Regions from separate parts of the Homo sapiens genome. Here region 2 is linked to region 1. A link is a contact called in ENCODE Hi-C or POLR2A ChIA-PET data. All regions are on one chromosome and are shown on one strand. Each heading gives the region's core, a stretch centred on a gene start or an enhancer-like site at or near the end of the contact. The rest is flanking DNA. Distances are from core to core; before and after follow the strand shown. Region 1 overlaps CYP3A7-CYP3A51P (CYP3A7-CYP3A51P readthrough). Region 2 overlaps ZSCAN25 (zinc finger and SCAN domain containing 25).

The links. A loop is a pair of places that touch in the nucleus more often than their neighbours do. ChIA-PET counts read pairs that join two places held with the same protein, here RNA polymerase II (POLR2A).
Region 2: a loop to region 1 is called in a map of HepG2, with 4 times the contacts of the local background. The contact joins two enhancer-like sites. A Hi-C loop is called at or near these places in 1 of 168 maps with a recorded cell type or tissue (HepG2). POLR2A ChIA-PET finds 5 or more read pairs at or near these places in 6 of 52 experiments (CD4-positive, alpha-beta T cell, CD8-positive, alpha-beta T cell, HepG2 and 3 more).

Annotation. Positions count from the first base shown.
Region 1 is chr7:99,691,502-99,697,339 of GRCh38, forward strand. CYP3A7-CYP3A51P (CYP3A7-CYP3A51P readthrough) reads right to left here. Exons shown (of 15, transcript NM_001256497.3): 14 at 4,245-4,345. It also overlaps a transcript of ZSCAN25 not described here and the pseudogene CYP3A51P. Among named protein-coding and RNA genes, the nearest start is that of CYP3A5, 14 kb to the left of the region's middle. Within about 2 kb of position 2,035, at least 5 of the 41 ENCODE cell types and tissues checked have a DNase peak (open chromatin) inside an H3K27ac peak, as active enhancers do.
Region 2 is chr7:99,629,913-99,636,138 of GRCh38, forward strand. It overlaps ZSCAN25 (zinc finger and SCAN domain containing 25), which reads left to right. Exons shown (of 8, transcript NM_145115.3): 8 at 1-2,496. The coding sequence ends at 108. It also overlaps the pseudogene LOC442603. Among named protein-coding and RNA genes, the nearest start is that of ZSCAN25, 16 kb to the left of the region's middle. RefSeq lists an enhancer at 1-571. Within about 2 kb of position 1,919, at least 4 of the 41 ENCODE cell types and tissues checked have a DNase peak (open chromatin) inside an H3K27ac peak, as active enhancers do.

The sequences.
Region 1 (5,838 bases), core at 785-3,284:
AGCCTCTCATTATTATTGTGTGGAGTCTAAGTCTCTTTATAGGTCTCTAAGGACTGCTTTATGAATCTGGGTGCTCCTGTATTGGGTGCATATATATTTAGGATAGTTAGCTCTTCTTGTTGAATTGATCCCTTTATCATTATGTAGTGGCCTTCTTTGTCTTTTTTGATCTTTGTTGGTTTAAAGTCTATTTTATCAGAGAATAGGATTGCAACCCCTGCTTTTTTTTGCTTTCTGTTTGCTTAGTAGATCTTCCTCCATCCTCTTATTTTGAGCCTATGTGTGTCTTTGCATGTGAGGTGGGTCTCCTGAACACAGCACACCAATGGGTCTTCACTCTTTATCCAGTTCATCAGTCTGTGTCTTTTAATTGGGGCATTTAGCCCATTTACATTTAAGGTTAATATTGATATGTGTGAATTTGATCCTGCAATTATGATGTTAGCTGGTTATTTTGCCCATTAATTGATGCAGTTTCTTCATAGCATCGATGGTCTTTACCATTTGGCATGTTTTTGCAGTGTCTGGTAGCAGTTCTTTCTTTCCATGTTTAGTGCTTCCTTCAGGAGCTCTTGTAAGGCAGGCCTGGTGGTGACAAAATCTCTCAGCATTTGCTTGTCTGTAAAGTATTTTATTTCTCCTTCACTTATGAAGCTTAGTTTGGCTGGATAAGAAATTTTGGGTTGAAAATTCTTTTCCCTAAGTATGTTGAATATTGACCCCCAATCTCTTCTGTTTTGTAGGGTTTCTGCTGAGAGATCTGCTGTTAGTCTGGTGGACTTCCCTTTGTGGGGAAGCCGACCTTTCTCTCTGGCTGCCCTTAACATTTTTTCCTTCATTTCAACCTTGGTGAATCTGATAATTATGTGTCTTGGGGTTGCTCTTTTTGAGGAGTATCTTTGTGGTGTTCTCTGTATTTCCTGAATTTGAATGTTGGCCTGCTTTGCTAGTTTGGGGAAGTTCTCTTGGATAATATCCTGAAGAGTGTTTTCTGACTTGGTTCCATTCTCCCTGTCCCTTTCTGATACACCTGTCAAATGTAGATTTGGTCTTTTCACATAGTCCCATATTTCTTGGAGGCTTTGTTCATTTCTTTTCACTTTTTTTTCTCTAATCTTGTCTTCTTGCTTTATTTCATTAGTTTGATCTTTGATCACTGATATCCTTTCTTACAGTTGATCGAATCGGCTATTGAAGCTTGTGCATGCATCACGAAGTTCTTGTACCATGGTTTTGAGCTGTCAGGTCATTTAAGGTCTTCTTGACACTGTTTATTTTAGTTAGCCATTCATGTAACCTTTTTCCAAGGTTGTTAGCTATCTTGTGATGGGTTAGAACATGCTCCTTTAGCTCGGATAAGTTTGCTAATACCGACCTTCTGAAGACTACTTCTGTCAACTCATCAAACTCATTCTCTGTCCAGTTTTGTTCCCTTGCTGGTGAGGAGCTGTGATCTTTCGGAGGAGAAGAGATGCTCTGTTTTTTGGAATTTTCAGCTGTTTTGCTCTGGTTTCTTCCCATCTTTATGGTTTTATCTATCTTTGGTCTCTGATGTTGGTGACCTACAAATGGGGTTTTGGTGTGGATGTCCTTTTTGTTGATGTTGATGCTATTTCTGTCTGTTAGTTTTTCTTCTAACAGTCAGACTCCTCAGCTGCAGGTCTTTTGGAGTTTGCTGGAGGTCCTCTTCAGACCCTGTTTGCCTGGGTATTACCTGCAGAGGCTGCAGAACAGCAAATATTTCTGCCTCATCCTTCCTCTGGAAGCTTCATCCCAGAGGGGCACCCGCATGTTTGAAGTGTCTGTCGGCCTCTACTGGAAAGTGGTTCCCAGTCAGGCTACAGGGGGGTCAGGAACACATTTGAGGAGGCAGTCTATCCGTTCTCAGAGCTCGAATACCGTGCTGAGAGAACCACTGCTCTCTTCAGAGCTGTCAGACAGGGACGTTTAAGTCTGCAGAGGCTGTCTGTCTCCTGTGTTTTGTTCTACTCTGCCCTGCCCCCAGAAGTGGAATCTACAGAGGCAGTAGGCCTTGCTGAGCTGCGGTGGGCTCCACCCACTTCGTGCTTCCAGGCCTCTTTGTTTACACAGTAAGCTACTCAAGCCTCAGCAATGGCTGATACCCCTCCTCTATCAAGCTGCAGCATATCAGGTGGATCTCAGACTGCTGCACTAGCAGTGAGCAAGTCTCCGTGGGTGTGGCACCTGCCGATCGAGGCACGGGAGGGTATCTCCTGGTCTGCCTGTTGCTAAGACTCAGTTGGAAATGCAGAAGTCACCTATCTTCTGCCTCAATCTTGCTGGGAGCTGCAGACTAGAGCTGTTCCTATTCGGCCATCTTGGAAATGCTTCCCTTGATTAATATTTCAAATATACTTAACCCTGCGTCTAATTGGGGCTGAAAACAGTTGAATCCAATGAAATCAGACTTGCTGGCAGTTAGAGGAATCTTATTTGGAGACATCATAAGGGAAAGGAGAGAAAACAGAGGAGGTATTTGAAATGGGAAATTTAAAATCACTCTTGAATTTTCTCAAAGTGCTGTAGATACTGAATGACTTATCATTGTGTGTAAACTAGGTAACTCCTTGTCTTTCTGATGCCTTTTTGCTTTTTCATGTATTGTCTCTAAAATCTCATAAATCCTTGAATGATCACCTCCAGGGGCACATGGGGAAACTGAGGCTGAGGGAAAGAGAGTGAGTGTCAGAAGGGAATGCACAGTCTTTTATCTCTGTTCATCATCCTTTTCATTTATTTCATCAGCTCGCTCTAGAATTCTAGCAGAATTAGGAAGTTACAGACATCAGGGACCTCTTTTAGTCTAGCAGATTTAGATAAGTCTGAGGCATGTTGTTGAGTGAGAAAAGGAGTGAGTGACAGAATGACAAAGTGGACTCACTTTCCAGTTTTCCAGCTTAACATGGAAGTTCTGAGAAAATGTCCCCTCTACACATTGGACACAGCAAATTACAACACTTGCTCAGCGTTTTCACTGAAACTGAAAAACAAACTTTCCTGTTTTCTACATTTCAGGGTTGATGTTTTACCTGTGCAAACAAAGATCCCAGGAATGTTTATCTTGGGGGGTACATCTACTAAAGAACTGACCTAGAAAAGGTGGCGGGGAAATTATTGCTTTTGCAAAGGGAAAAATATGAAATTCCTGGGCAGTAATTAGACAACAAAACCCTCACTTGGAAGAATTGGAATCAGGGAAACAAGCCTCAGGTATGCGGGAAAGATGATCTAAGCCACAGAGCTGACTACTGCTGCTGCTGGCCCTGTGGAGATAAGCTCATAATTTTCCATCCAGAGGCCAGGCCCTAGACAGAGCATCAGACCAGGTTAGGCACAAAGGCTCGACCAAAGTTCACAGTCCATGTGGCACATATGACATTTTATTCAGCAAAATTAAATATTTAATAATTTCATCAAATTATCACCTTTCTAGTGATTTTGCATATGATTCTGCCTTTGTTTAAAAAAAAAACCACAAATTCATTTTATGCTTAAATATCTGAGTTTGATAGATAACCACTATCTCATCTCAGTTATATCCACTCCCTGCTCAGACTCACCCATAAGGTGCAGCCTTTGAAATAAAAGAAGTAAAGCAGAACACCTTTGCTCTGACTCCCAAAGCTGCAAAAGATGTCATGGGGAGTAAGAGCTGGGGTAGAGCCATGGAAATACCTTCAGGGGATTTAGCATTTTTTGGAGAGGATTCAAGCAAGTGCGAATGACCCAATGGTAAATACTTGAGCTCCCTAATAAAGTGAGTTTCAAAGCTGTCCAGGAGGTAGGGGAAAAAGGCTACTCCTGAGCTCTTGCTATAGAGAGGAAAGTTTGACTCTCATGTACACAGATAGCAAGCCACAAATGGGGGCTCCTTTTCCTACTCTTAATACTAACTAAATATGACTGTACCTTCCTGGGAACCTACATGGGGCAAAAGAAAAATGTTCTTTATGGTGCTCACAAAGTCTGCACATCAAGTTCTGAACATCAGGTTGCCGATATACCTGAGATTTGGACTGTTCAACTGAGGCAAACCTGAGGTTCCTGAGAGTTAGCAAGAGAGTCCCGGGGTAAACCTTGCCATGCTCTGGATGATGCCTATACACTGTTTCTGAAAGTGTAAAACCTCAGACCTTCCTCCTGAGGAGAAGCAGTTTTACTGATGGAACTAAGCTGCTCTCTCCAATCATAAGAAGCCAAAGAGTGAGCTCAAAAACACTCACCTGATGGTAGGACAAAGTAGTTCCCAAAAAAAGCAGAGGTGTGGGCCCTGGAATGCCAAGCTTCTTAAAAAGTCCATGTGAATGGGCTCCATATCTACAAACTGAATCAGAAATCAGGTCTCAGGGATTGTGACTTTATAGATATGGGGGCTGGTAAGTCACTGACTGAGGAACTGGAATGCTCAAGAGAAGGAGGTAACATTAAGGCAATAAATGATAACAGTAACTCTGACAGCAATGATTATATTTGTACATCAAGTCCTTTCCCGTCTCCACCATGAGACACCAAAAAGTCACAATGATTAGTCGAAAGCAGCAGAAGTCTTTATGGTCCCAATCCTGGAATGAATACTTGATAAATGTCCTCAAACGTGAGTGCTCCTCAGAGGTTCAGGAAGGAATTCTTCCAGGGCACTTCATTTCCTTATGTCTATTTAGTAAGTGGACTCTTCCCTGATTTGGGGATTCTCATCCTAGGCAGAAAGGGTGACTTTTTTTTTTTTTCTCTTCTGCAGTGATGATGAGATTTTGCATCACTGCATCCACTCAGTCACAGAGGGTCACTGAGAGCCTATGGTGACCATGTCTTTAGAATTTGTGAAGAGTCTTTTATACTTTCCTTTCCCTCTAAGCTCTGACCCTATTTTAGGATCTGGCCCTTCTTAAACTGTCATTCATAGAGGGGTGTCAGAGGAGTCACAGAGTCCTTATTTCTACAGATTGACAACTGTGCTGAAGGCTTCCATTGGCCTCGTAGAAATGCAAGCACCTTTCAGCTACACCTCAGTCTCTGTGGCCAGATGATCTGGTTGATTTGCGCTATTGGGGAGGATGATTAACTCATATTTCCCTGAATGACAGTGTGCAGAAGATCCACAACTTAAAAAACCAATTTCCAGGACATTCCTCCTCTTGTGGAATCTAGCCTTCCAACTGGTGGTATTCACCTGATAATAAGCACACTGCCAGTGATATGGTCTGAATCTGCCCCTACGCAAATCTCATGTGGAAATGTAATCCCCAATGCTGGTGGTGGGGCCTGATGGAAGGCGATTGTATCTTAGGGGCAGTTTCTCCTGGTTTCACACCAACCCCCTTTGGGTGTTTCCTCGTGACAATGAGTTTTTATGAGATGTGGTGGCTTATAAGTGTGTGGCACCTCCTCCCCACCCTCTCTTGCTTCTGCTCCAGCCATGTAATATCTGCCTACTTCTCCTTCACCCTCTGCCATGATTGAACATTTCCTGAGGGCTCCCTAGAGGCAGAAGTCGCTATGCTTCCTGTAGGGCCTGTAGAACCATGAGCCAATTAAATCTCTTTTATTTATAAATTACCCAGCCTCAGGTATTTCTTTACAGCGATGTAGGAAAGGACTAATACACCCAGATATGCTCACTTTTTTCAAGGTGATCAATCACAAAGCAGTCAGTTTATTGCCTCTGCACATCAAGTATCTCTGTAGGAAAACCCATTAAGGCTGCTGCTCCCTATGGCAGGCCTGCTTGCAACTCATCTTTGATGGGTCATGTATGGACTCCCCCAACTGAGGGTTCTGGATATCTGAAGACCTTCCCAGTCTGATGTTACTGAGGGG
Region 2 (6,226 bases), core at 669-3,168, 62 kb before region 1:
GGGGAGAAGCCCTACCACTGTCCTGCCTGCGGGCGAAGCTTCAACCAGAGGTCCATCCTCAACCGGCACCAGAAGACCCAGCACCGCCAGGAGCCGCTGGTGCAGTGAGCATAGCAGGTGGCAGGCAGCACCATCATTCATCTTTCTCACTGCAGGGCCTTGCGGGGTGCAAGGTGATGGCTGCAGGAAAGCACTGGTCCCATCGCCTTCCCACCCATTCGCCAACGCGGGAAAGGCAAGGCCTGGCTTACTTAGAGCTTCCAGAGAGCATAGCTGCTTCCATCTCTTACCCAAGTGGTGCTAAACAATTTTTCTTCCAATGTTTGAGGGAAGCAGTCTCCTGCGGTTCAGTTCAGGCTGAGATTTTCTCCTTCAGTGGACTGTCTGTGTCCCCCTGCCGAACAAAGCTGGGAGTAAAGGCAAAACCTTGACACGTGTTGGTAGCTGGGACCTCATCTTCCTGAGGGCTCTGTCTTGCCTGCAGGGTCATAGCTCAGACTCTTCCCCCACCCCCTCTCTTTTCCATTGAACAAACATTTATTGAACATCCTCTGAGCACCTGGCCGTGGGAATGCCGTGGTGAATGAGAGACTAGACGTGATGCCTCTGGGGGTTGTGCGTTGGGGATGCATGCGACAGCCCATGACCCGAGGCATTCTCAGGGTATCTGTGCTGTGTGCCCGTGAGAACATCTTCCCATGACCACTCCTGCCCTCCTGCCCCGTGCTGGATCTTCCCTCCCCAGCTGGGATCTGCTCCCAGGCAACTGTGTGAATTTTACATTATTTGGAGCCTCATCTGTGTCAGGCTATAACATTCTATCCTCATCTGTAAAACTTCCCCGTCCATTATTCCTTGCACTATAACAACTGTCAACACACCAACTATTAGGAAGTTAGTATTTTGCTATTGATCACTGAATAAACATCAGAGTATTTTAAAAAACAGTTCTCTAGAAAGAACTGTTATAATTAAAATGAGTCTGAAAGATGAACTCTAGTATTAATGCCCTATATTTGATGGCACTTTATAGTTCATAAAATTAATTTCACCCCATTCTCATTGGACCCATTTCCCAAGTATTTATTGAGGCCCTGTAACAAACATGTCAGGAACTCTTCTGGGTGCTTGAGACACATCCATGAATAAAATAGGGGGAGAAGCTGTTGACCTCGTAGAGCTTATGTCTCGTGGATGTACCTGATCTTCAGAACCCGTGGATATTCCTGCAAATCCTCTGGGCCTGTATTCATTGCTTTGTCAGCATCTTGCCCTGAAATGCATTTGTCACCTACCTCTTGTTACTAAATGGTCTCTGCCCTCCAGACCCTTGTCATCCAAGGCACTAGGGGTCCTGGACACCCACTGGGGATGATGAGCTGGTAGCGACCTGTTTTGCATGAGTGCCAAGTCAGGAAAAATAAAGATATTTGTAGGCATTAAAAAAAAATACATTTCTTTAAAAATGAGAAGATGCAATATTTGTAAACTGTTGAAGCTTCCTTATTGTGCCATCACTTAAGGGTTTCATTTCTGTTTAAAGTTCTGGAAGCTGCATAACTAGCGTGGACTGACTGCTGTGTCATTGTGCTGTGCCTTTGAACCCTGGCTGAGTGAGTGAGTTTGTCCTTTGTTGATAGTGTCCTATAATTGCAAAATGTGGTTTGTCTTCTGATGCCTCTTAATACCAGATTCTTTTACTGAGATTTTTTTTTTTCATTTTCCATTGTAAATAAGGTAAATGGTAATGACTAACACAAAGCTGTATTACTCAGCCCACTTTGAAACGTGGTTTTATCACCTGTTCTTGTTAGGCAGCATGGTGTCTAATTTTGGCTTAGCAAATGACGCTCCTTGGTCTTCCTGGCTCATTAGCTGTGCCCACGAGGCTGCACTGACTGGGTCGTAAATGTATCTGAGATGTCCACACGGGGCTGCTGCTGCTCCTCTGTAATACTGAGGTCCACATGCAAAATCAGCTTTTTTTCCCCCGTAATTATCAGAGCAGCTAGGCAGGGCTGACAGCCAGGCAGACTCAGTGGGAGGCTTCTGGCCTGAGTGTGGCCTTCCCCAGAGGGTGGTTTTCCAAAGGCAGGTGGGGACTGGGGAGGCCTCGGGGGGCTGCTTGTCATTACCTGAATCACAGATGCTCTTTTGTCATACACAGCCAGCATTCCTCTGGGTTTCAGCAAGTTGGCATATCTTAAGCTTCAGAAGGAGCTGGGCCTTGCTGACTTTCCTATCTGGCCTCTTCCCTATCTCCTGTGGGGCCAAGAGCTTAGGACAGTGTCTCAGAAAAGCCTCTAAGTAGGGGGTTTTTCCCATGGGATTGTGGTAGTCTGATTTTTCATATCTATTCAAATGTTAAGAAATATTTTGTTTTCTGTATTTTTCTATTCTTTAGAAATTTTTTTATAATAGATAATTTCAAACCTATATAAATAAATCCTTATGTATTTATCATTTGACTTTATTATAAACTCATAATCAATCTTGTTTCATCTCTGTCCACTCCTTCCTCCCCGTCTTCCTCCCCCACTGAAGTTTCGAAGTGTATCCCAAGTGTTGTTTATAACCATTTCAGTGTGTACCTGTAAAAGGTAAGGGCGGCTGGGTGTGGTGGCTTACACCTGTGATCCCACCACTTTGGGAGGCCAAGGTGGGATTGCTTGAGAGGAGTTCGAGACCAGCCTGAGCAACATAGTGAGACCTCATCTACAAACAAATATTAACTGGGCATGGGTGGTGCATGCCTGTGGTCCCAGCTATTCAGGAGGCTGAGGCTGGGCATCACTTGACCCCAAGAGGTTGAGGTTGCAGTGAGCCCTGATTGTGCCATTGCACTCCAGCCTGGGAGACAGAGCAAGACCCTGTCTCAAAACAAAACAGTTCCTTAATGTCAAAATATCCAGTGAATTTTAAGAACCCACCTAATTTTTCAATATAATATAATTTGTTGCTTTGTCTCTTAAGGCTTATAATCTGTAGTACTTATCCTTTTCTTCTTGAGATTTATTCATTTTAAAAAACTCGATCATTTATCCTGGAGAGTTTTTTACATTCTGCATTTTCTGTTGTTTTTTTTTTTTTTGAGCTGGAGTCTCGCTCTGTTGCCCAGGCTGGAGTGCAGTGGCACAGTCTCAGCTCACCGCAACCTCCCTGTCCCGGGTTCAAGCGATTCTCCTGCCTCAGCCTCCCAAGTAGCTGGGATTACAGGCATGTGCCACCATGCCCAGCTAATCATTCTGCATTTTCTGTTTGCATACCCATGGCGTGATTTAACATATTTCCCTGCCTTCTGTATTATCTAAAAATGTAGAAGTGTTTAGTGGTGTAATCAGATTCATATTTCACATTTTGGCAAGAACACATTATAGATTGTGACATGCCCTGTTTCTCTTCATATGATTTTAGAAGCCTAGATCTGCTTCTTTCGTTAGTTCTGTAAATGCTTCATCATTTAGTAGTTGGAATATTGTAAGAAATTTCCCTTCATTAACTTAGGTTACCCTTAGATATAGTTCATACAGGGAAGGCAAGAAAATGCTTGATCCTCCTCTTTATTTGCCTGTTTTCAGAATAATGAGCTAGTTACTTTTTGCTTCCTGTAAAGGCAGTCAAGTCTGTAGAAATCAATGCATTCATAGCTTTTTGCTTTTATTGGTTTTTTTGAGACAGAGTCTTGCTCTGTCACCCAGGCTGGAATGCAGTGGTGCAATTGTAGTTCACTGCAGCCTCAAACTGCCAGGCTAAGGTGCTACCCCTTCCTTGGCCTTGCAAAGTATTGAGATTACAGGTGTGGGCCACTGCACCTGGCCTGCACTCATGGATTTAAACATACTTGGTATTGATCAGTCTGCTGGAGTTATAATTTGATGCTCAAATTATTTCACCTTTGACCAGTGGAGGCCCCTGGACCTTGGCTCCTGAATCCTTTTGACATAACCCTAATTCTCATTGACAGCTTCTTTGCTTTCTGGCATGACAAGATGTTCCAGGCAAATGTTCCGTATTTCCTGCCCCTTTTGAGAGTGAAAGTGGGTGCTATTTATTATGCTGGGACAGTGGTGTAAACCGGGACTCTCCAGGTCAAACGGGTATTTGGTCAACTCATAGATGGGCCTCCTTTTGTATGACAAGGCATCTGTGGTTGCCTCACATTGTGATGATGCTGTACACCTTCAGTGTCTGGCTGCATGTGCCGTGCTGCTGGGTAATGAGGGAGGCTGTTGTCCTTTGCAAGAGAAACTCTGTTTTCTCCCCTGGGTGGTGGTAGAACCAGGTAACTGCCTAAGGTCTGTCCTGGGGAAATATTTCATCAAGAAAGTTTGGTCCATGTCATAGTGTGTGCTATGGGTGTTGTCTGCAGGCTGATTATGCTTAAAATACTTTCAGTACCTGTTTTATCCCAGCTGAGAGGCAAGGAGAACCTTTGTTTCTTAAAAAATAAGCTGGTTTCAGCCAGGTGCGGTGGCTCACGCCTGTAATCCCAGCTCTTTGGGAGGCCGAGGCGGGCGGATCACCTGAAGCCAGGAGTTCGAGACCAGCCTGGACAACATGGTGAGACCTTGTCTTTATTAAAAATGCAAAAATTTGGCCAGGCGCGGTGGCTCACGCCTGTAATCCCAGCACTTTGGGAGTCCGAGGCAGGTGGATCACAAGGTCAGGAGATTGAGACCATCCTGGTTAACACAGTGAAACCCCATCTCTACTAAAAATATATAAAAAAACAAAATTAGCTGGGCATGGTGGTGGGCACCTGTAGTCCTAGCTACTTGGGAGCCTGAGGCAGGAGAATGGTGTGAACCCGGGAGGCGGAGCTTGCAGTGAGCCGAGATCGCACCACTGCACTGCAGCCTGGGGGACAGAGTGAGACTCCGTCTCAAAAACAAAACAAAACAAAATTAGCCAAGCGTGGTGGCAGGCGCCTGAGGCAGGAGAATCACTTGAACCCGGGGGGCGGAGGTTGCAGTGAGCCGAGATCATGCCACTGCACTCCAGCCTGGGTGACAGAGCGAGACTCTGTCTCAATAGTAATAATAATAATAATAAGCTGGTTTCAAGTCCCCTCCCTCTGTACAGTACAGATTGACTTAATCCACTTCTGAGACAGGGAAAATGACAGGTAGCAACATGTTTCTGTAGCAGGTACTTGCTCTTAAACTTTGCCAGGGTTTCTCAACCCCTGCACTGTTAACATTTTGTGCCAGATAATTCTCTGTTGGCAGCTGTCCTGGTTGGTTTTTTTTTTTTTCACTGTGTAATTCCTTTATTTTCTGCATATTAGTGCTTTACTAACACTACAACCATAAAGAACACAGTTTCAGGTACTGTACTTTTTAGTTTGGGGCGATCATAGTCTACAGACTCATTTACTTATATTAAACAAGATTAACCTCATTCAAAACATACTGCAGTTTATAAATTCACATAAATACAGAAACTGATGCAATTAAACAACTTCAGGATCTTATTTTTTCAATTCTTAGATTATAATTTTTTTCTGCAGGCTATAATTACCTGCTCCAGTCACCAATGATTATTGTTCAATTTAACTACATCAATTATAAACCTCTTATATCCTTAAAGAAAATTTTAAGTGAAAATTACAATTTCTTACCAAAAGGTTTAGAGTTTTCCAAATTTCAAATATTTCCTTCCCCCTCCCCCATTTCCAGTCAGACATTTCAAATAAACTAAAAATAACCACATCTCACCTGCAACATTCAATAATAGCAATCACTTGATGTATAAAATTTTAACTATGCTCCCAGTTATTTTAAGACACAAAAAAGTGGCTGCCTACCAATCTGTCTTCACAAGTTAGAAATACTACATTGAAGATATAACATGGGCTGGGCGCGGTGGCTCATGCCTGTAATCCCAGCACTTTGGGAGGCTGAGGCGGGCGGATCACGAGGTCAGGAGATCGAGACCATCCTGGATAACATGGTGAAACCCCGTGTCTGCTAAAAATACAAAAAATTAGCCGGGCGTGGTGGCGGGCCCCTGTAGTCCCAACTACTTGGGAGGCTGAGGCAGGAGAATGGCGTGAACCCGGGAGGCAGAGCTTGCAGTGAGTGGAGATCGCGCCACTGCACTCCAGCCTGGGCAACAGAGCGAGACTCCATCTCAAAAAAAAAAAAAAAAAAAAAAAAGATTTAACATGAGGGTTTCAAGTTTCCTCCGGTTTAGGCATTTATACCTTTGTGCTTGTTTTGTTTCA